Regions from separate parts of the Homo sapiens genome. Here region 1 is linked to region 2. The links are chromatin contacts, found by Hi-C or POLR2A ChIA-PET in ENCODE. All regions are on one chromosome and are shown on one strand. Each heading gives the region's core, a stretch centred on a gene start or an enhancer-like site at or near the end of the contact. The rest is flanking DNA. Distances are from core to core; before and after follow the strand shown.

Region 1 (2,800 bases), core at 88-2,587, 1.1 Mb after region 2:
TGGGCGCCTGTAATCCCAGCTACTCGGGAGGCTGAGGAAGGAGAATCACTTGAACCCAGGAGGTAGAGGTTGCAGTGAGTGGAGATTGTGCCACTGCATTCCAGCCGGGTGACAGAGCGAGACTACATCTCAAAACAAAAAAACCCAAAACTCTCTTGACCCCATATTCCCCTCTAGTGACTGCTCCCTTTCTCTTCTCTTCTCTCTCTCTCTTTTTTTTTTAAGACAGAATTTCACTCTGTTGCCCAGGGTGGAGTGCAGTGGTGCCATCTCAGCTCACTGCAGCCTTGACCTCCTGGGTTCAAATGATCCTCCCACCTTAGCCTCCTGAGTAGCTGGGACTACAGGCACGTGCCACCACACCCGGCTAATGTTTTTATTGTATTTTTTGTAGAGATGGGGTTTTGCTGTAGGGTCTTGAACTCCTGGGCTCAAGTGATTCTCCGAAAGTGGTGGGATTACAGGTGTGAGCCATAGCGCCTGGCTTCTTCTCTCTTTTATAGCACCGTTTCTCCATATAATTGTCACTACTCATTGTCTTCAATTTCTCTGCTTCTATTCTCTATTCTCACTTGAAGTCACTGCAATTAAGCTTTTTTTTTTTTTTTCTCTTCTCTCCTACTTTGCAGAAACGGTCATGTTAAGGTCACCAATGATAAAATCCTCAGTCCTCATCTCACTTTTTAATAGCAGTATAGACACAAGTTAATCACTCTTTTCTTGGAAACACTTCCTTTTGGGACAACACATTCTCCTCCTGGTTTTCCTCCAAACTCTGGCTTGTTTTCCTTCTCAACTTGGCTGATTTATGTCTCACCTGCTTGTCTTGTTAACATTGGAGTATCCAGGCTACAATCTTAGATCTCTTCTTTTCTCTCTATTTAAATTTACTAGGTAATCTTATCCCATCCCTTGTTATTAAATGCTGTCTTTATGCTGAAGACTTCCAACTTATATCCAACAGTCTAATTGATAGCTCTACCTGAATATCTGAGGGCATCTCAAAGTAAACATCTCCAAACCTGAGCTGCTGATCTCTCACCCAACATGCTTCTTCACAGTTTTCCCTTTCTCAGTTACTGGGAACTCTGTCCTTCAGGTTACCCAGGCCAAAAGACTTTGAATCATCCTTAGTATTGCTGTGACTCATACTGCACATCCATTTCATCAGCAAATCCTTTTAGCTCTATCTTTAGAGTATATCCAGAGTCTCACACCATTTCTCCACCTTCTCTGCTATTATGCATTGTTATCTCTTACTGGGATTATTGCAGTAGCAGATAATCAATCTTGCTGTGTCCACCCTTGCTATTGACAGGCTATTCACCAAATACGAGTCAGAAGGATCCTGTTGAAATGCAGCTCAGAGAATGGCATGACCGTACTCAAGAACTTCCTGTTTTTCTCACTCACCTGCTCTCTGACTCGCTCTCACAGTAAAAGAGGGTTTACAATGTCCTCCAGGGCCCTGCTTGATCATCTACCCATTCCATCCTGTAACTCCTTGACTTTATCTCCTACTACTCTTTCTTTTACTCTAGACCAGGCAATCTGGACTCCTTGCCCTTCCTCTGATATATTAAACATTTTCTTACCCCATGGTTTTTGTACTTGATGGTCGCTCTGCCCAGAATATTTATTCTCTCAGATATATGCATGGTACACATCCTCATTTATTTAAACCCTTTGCTTAACTGTCACCTCTCAGTGGGGTCTTCCCAATGTCCTTAAAAATCATAGTAGTTTCCCTCCCTCCATCACCTACTCCCCTGGTTCATCATCTAACAAACTAAATATTTCCTTCATTTATTTTGTTTTTATTGCATTTCTTGTGACTAGAATGTAAACATTCATGAGGAATGTTTTCGTTTTGTTTGCTGCTGTTAGGAAAGTGTCTGTATAATATTAAGTAGTTTAAAAACATTTGTTGAATAAATGTATGAATTATTATAGTCTTTTCAGTGTTATAATTTTTCTATTACACATAAGAAATGGAGCCTTAGAGTGTTTAGTAATCCGTGGAGGTAACACTTAAACCCAGGTCTTTCTTGGCTCATAGTGCAGTCACTCATGTATTTTTTCATCTATCAGGACACTTACAGGGTACTACAGGAACTTTACATTGGATGAATTGCATTATAAGATAGAGGAAGTCATCAATATTGTGTGTCTTATTTGTGCTCTTCTCCTCAATCAGTATCTGGGAGAAAATAGAAACCGATTTTTAACAGTTCATGTTGAAGCACTTTTTGCTACATCATAGAAACTTGTCAGAGAGACTTGTTAAACTATTTCCTCAAATCAAACATGTTTTGGGGTAAGAGAGTTCTGAGAAACTCACTTTTTTCTGCTTTCTATTGGCAACAAGGCTATATTTCTTACCGAGATGAAAAATATCTAAATCCCATGAACTAGCAAGGAATCAATAAGAATGCTGCTAGTTTGGTTAAGGTGGTTCAGGTATTCCAGGGCTGTGAATTCCATGGGAGACAGCTGGAATTTACGTTCATTTTCTACCACTGAGTTTTTGGTTCACTGGAATCATAGATTTTCAAAGATTATCAAGCTACTCACAGTCAAATAGGGAATTGATGAGGAATAGAGGTCACAATTTCAGAAGATAGTCACAGATCATGATGAGTATGAATCATGCTTTCAGTTTTTGCAGCTGCTTATAGCCTGGCAAACTACAGGATGTGTCTGGTCGGCATTTCCCAACACCTGCCCCATGTTTCGTTCATATTCAAAGGAAATGATTAAGCTAAAAGTGAATTCTATATATGAAAAAGAACTGGTATCC
Region 2 (2,700 bases), core at 196-2,695:
AAGATGTGTTTTAGTAAATGCAAGACGAAGCACTGACCAACTATCATCACACATCAGAATCCTTCCAACAAAAAACCCAGGACTGAATTTAAGGAAAACAAAATAAACGACAGAGGGGGAAAAAATAATGTCTTGCCACGGTACCGCAGCGGCTGGATAGCCTGCTTGTGAAATGCTAATGCCACTTCGGAGCAGTTAGTCACCAGCTATTGTGTAGGGCAGGAGAAAGCCGAGCCGGCCGCGCGTGCAGAGCGAGCAAGCGAACGAGCGAGCGCGCTCTCCCTCTTCGCGCCGCTCCCGCCGCCGCCGACTCTCGCGCGCCCCCGCGCCCGCACGGACGCGCGCGCCGGCCCCTCCTCCTCCGGCCTTGCACTGCACAACACTCATGACGTATCTTTATTTCTAGCACATTAACAAAATATCACAAATAAATTGTCCGCAGCCCCTGCGGCCCCGAAGTACGAGTACCCCCGGCCACTGGCCCCCGCAGACCCCGCGCCGGCCTCCCAACCCTCCCCATGGCCTTTGGAGCTTTCACGTTCTAGGGCCAAGTTTTTGTCTCTGTAAAAAATTGCGGGAAATTCAATTTTTATTCGACTCAGGGAAAAGTTTCTTTGCTCTGCGACGTGAATGTCTCACCAGATTCTGGTAGGTCCTGGGATGCTCCTTCCCGGTCCAGTCGGTGCGCCGGGGCAGCAGCTGCGGGGAGAGGACACCCCGTGAGCCCGGCCCCCGGCCCCTACCCGCCCGCTCCCCTCCCCCGCCCGCCCCGCGCCCCGGCGGGGACCCCGAGCCCCGCGCCCCGCGCCCTGCCGGCGGCGGCAGCGGCGGCGCAGCGGCCCAGAGGCGGCCGCGCGGCGGCGGGACGCGCCGGGCCGCCGCCGCCCTTACCTCCTTCTCGGCCACCTCGCGGATCAGCACCTGCAACAACAAAGCGGGGAGAGCTGAGCCCCGCGCCCCGGGCCGCGGCCCCGCCGCCGCCGCCTCCCTCCCCCACGCCCGCGAGCGGCGAGCGCCGGCCCGGCCCGCGCCGCGCGCCGCCGTACCTGAGCCGCCTGCTGACAGGGTCCATCTTCCAGGAACCGGGCGATGAGGAAGTAGAGCTCTGCGCGGGAGAGAGGGACGGGGAGACACACAGGCTGAGCGGTCGGGCGGCGGGGGGCGGGGGACCGCGGGCGGAATCGCCCGGTGCCAGCGGCCCCGGCAGCCCCCCGACTTACCCGATCGCAGCTCCGAGAGGCCTTTCCTCTCACAAGACATGTTTATGGGTCACTTCAGGGCCGCCGACGGGACACCCCGCCGCCGAGGGGAAGCGGGGACGGTGCCGCCGCCTGCCCTATAGCTGTCAGTGTGTGTTCACGAGCCGAGCTTCGGCTCCACCATTCAAGCAACGGCGGCGGAGGCGGAGGAGGAGGAGGAGGAAACAACAACTCTCAGGCAGCGACTACGGCCGTGGCCGCCTCCGCCGCGGATCCCTCCGCCGCAGAAAGGAGTCCGCCGCCTTCGCGGCCCAGGGCTCGGCCCCGGCTCTGGCCCGCGCCCCCGCCCCCCGGCGCTAAAAAAGGAGTGCCTCCGACCCCTCGTCCCCAGCGCTCCGCACGCGGCACAGTGAGACCCCCACCCGCTCCTCCCCGCAGGGCGTGCGATTTATTTATTTATTTCCAGTCGGAGAAGATGTCGGAGCCCAAGCCGCCGGTTGGCTGGAAGGCGCTTTCTCTGTGGAGGCCGATAGTGGCAGGGAGGGGGCCGGGGACGGTTCCGCGGAGGGATCTGACGCACACGGAGCCGCAGCACAGGCTCTATTCAGCGGCGCTGGCTGGAGCTGAGATGGAAGTTAGTTTCTATGTAGCAGAAATATGAAACAAATGAAGCAAAACTGCCCAGAGAGGGGAAATGCCCCAAGGATGGGTCTCACTCACGCGCGTACACAGACACACACGCAGAGAGCACTCTCACGCTGGGCAAGCTCGGGATCGCGCTACCCTTCCCGAGTTGAATGATAGTGTTTGGTTTCTGTCTCTTGCCATGTGCATGTGTATAAATGCTGCGGATTGGCATCTGTGTAAGTCTTGTCCTGCGTTATTTCTGCAGCCTATGCAAGTGTTGTGTAATTTATTGGAGTGCTGTATATTGCAATAGAGGTTTGGGCTGCTTTTTGTTAAGCACTTGCGTTTTGCAAACCCGTTATTTGCTGAAGCCACCTCTGCATATTTCTTTTATTACTGCCATTGCCTTTGGCGTACGTTTTTTAAATGTTTTTTATTGTTAAACGGGCAAAGCGAACTCTTGATTTGTACTTCAGATACTCTTTTTCCTTATTACAAAAAGGCTAGTGATGGCTAATTAGGTATTTGGAATTAAAGAACCTTAAAGCTTTTTTAAGTGTTTACGAGAAGGGAGAATGTAAACCTGAGGGAAAGGAAAGGACGCTAATATTCATGTCTAACTGATCTGGAGGTAATTTAGTGACAGATCGATAACCTGCCTAAGGATATTGAAAGAGTATACTACAGTTTAGCCAAGGTGAATAGTGATTAAATAATTTAAATAATCTGTGTATCTTGCAGTTGACTTCGTCATGCTAATTAATGGCTTCTAATTTGAGATGTAAACCATTCCTGTTTACAGTTAATCACGGGAAGACTTCTTGAAAACTGACGAAAAGGAGAAAAAAAAATCTTTCGTAAATTAGTATGTAAT

Evidence for each region. A loop is a pair of places that touch in the nucleus more often than their neighbours do. ChIA-PET counts read pairs that join two places held with the same protein, here RNA polymerase II (POLR2A). Pooled maps may share reads with other maps.
Region 1: a loop to region 2 is called in a pooled map, with 9 times the contacts of the local background. The contact joins the enhancer-like site here to the promoter of PHIP in region 2. A Hi-C loop is called at or near these places in 1 of 37 single-sample maps with no recorded cell type and 5 of 50 pooled maps. POLR2A ChIA-PET finds 5 or more read pairs at or near these places in 2 of 52 experiments (both activated T-cell).

What each region holds. Positions count from the first base shown.
Region 1 is chr6:80,162,719-80,165,518 of GRCh38, forward strand. All of the region lies in intron 3 of BCKDHB (branched chain keto acid dehydrogenase E1 subunit beta), which reads left to right. Among named protein-coding and RNA genes, the nearest start is that of BCKDHB, 57 kb to the left of the region's middle. Within about 2 kb of position 1,338, at least 6 of the 41 ENCODE cell types and tissues checked have a DNase peak (open chromatin) inside an H3K27ac peak, as active enhancers do.
Region 2 is chr6:79,076,809-79,079,508 of GRCh38, forward strand. It overlaps PHIP (PHIP subunit of CUL4-Ring ligase complex), which reads right to left and starts at 1,446. Exons shown (of 40, transcript NM_017934.7): 1 at 1,221-1,446; 2 at 1,047-1,105; 3 at 892-921; 4 at 640-699. The coding sequence starts at 1,260. It overlaps LOC124901346 (a long non-coding RNA gene), which reads left to right. Exons shown (of 2, transcript XR_007059652.1): 2 at 1-458. RefSeq lists silencers at 165-664, 1,164-1,333, 1,464-1,703 and an enhancer at 1,824-1,873.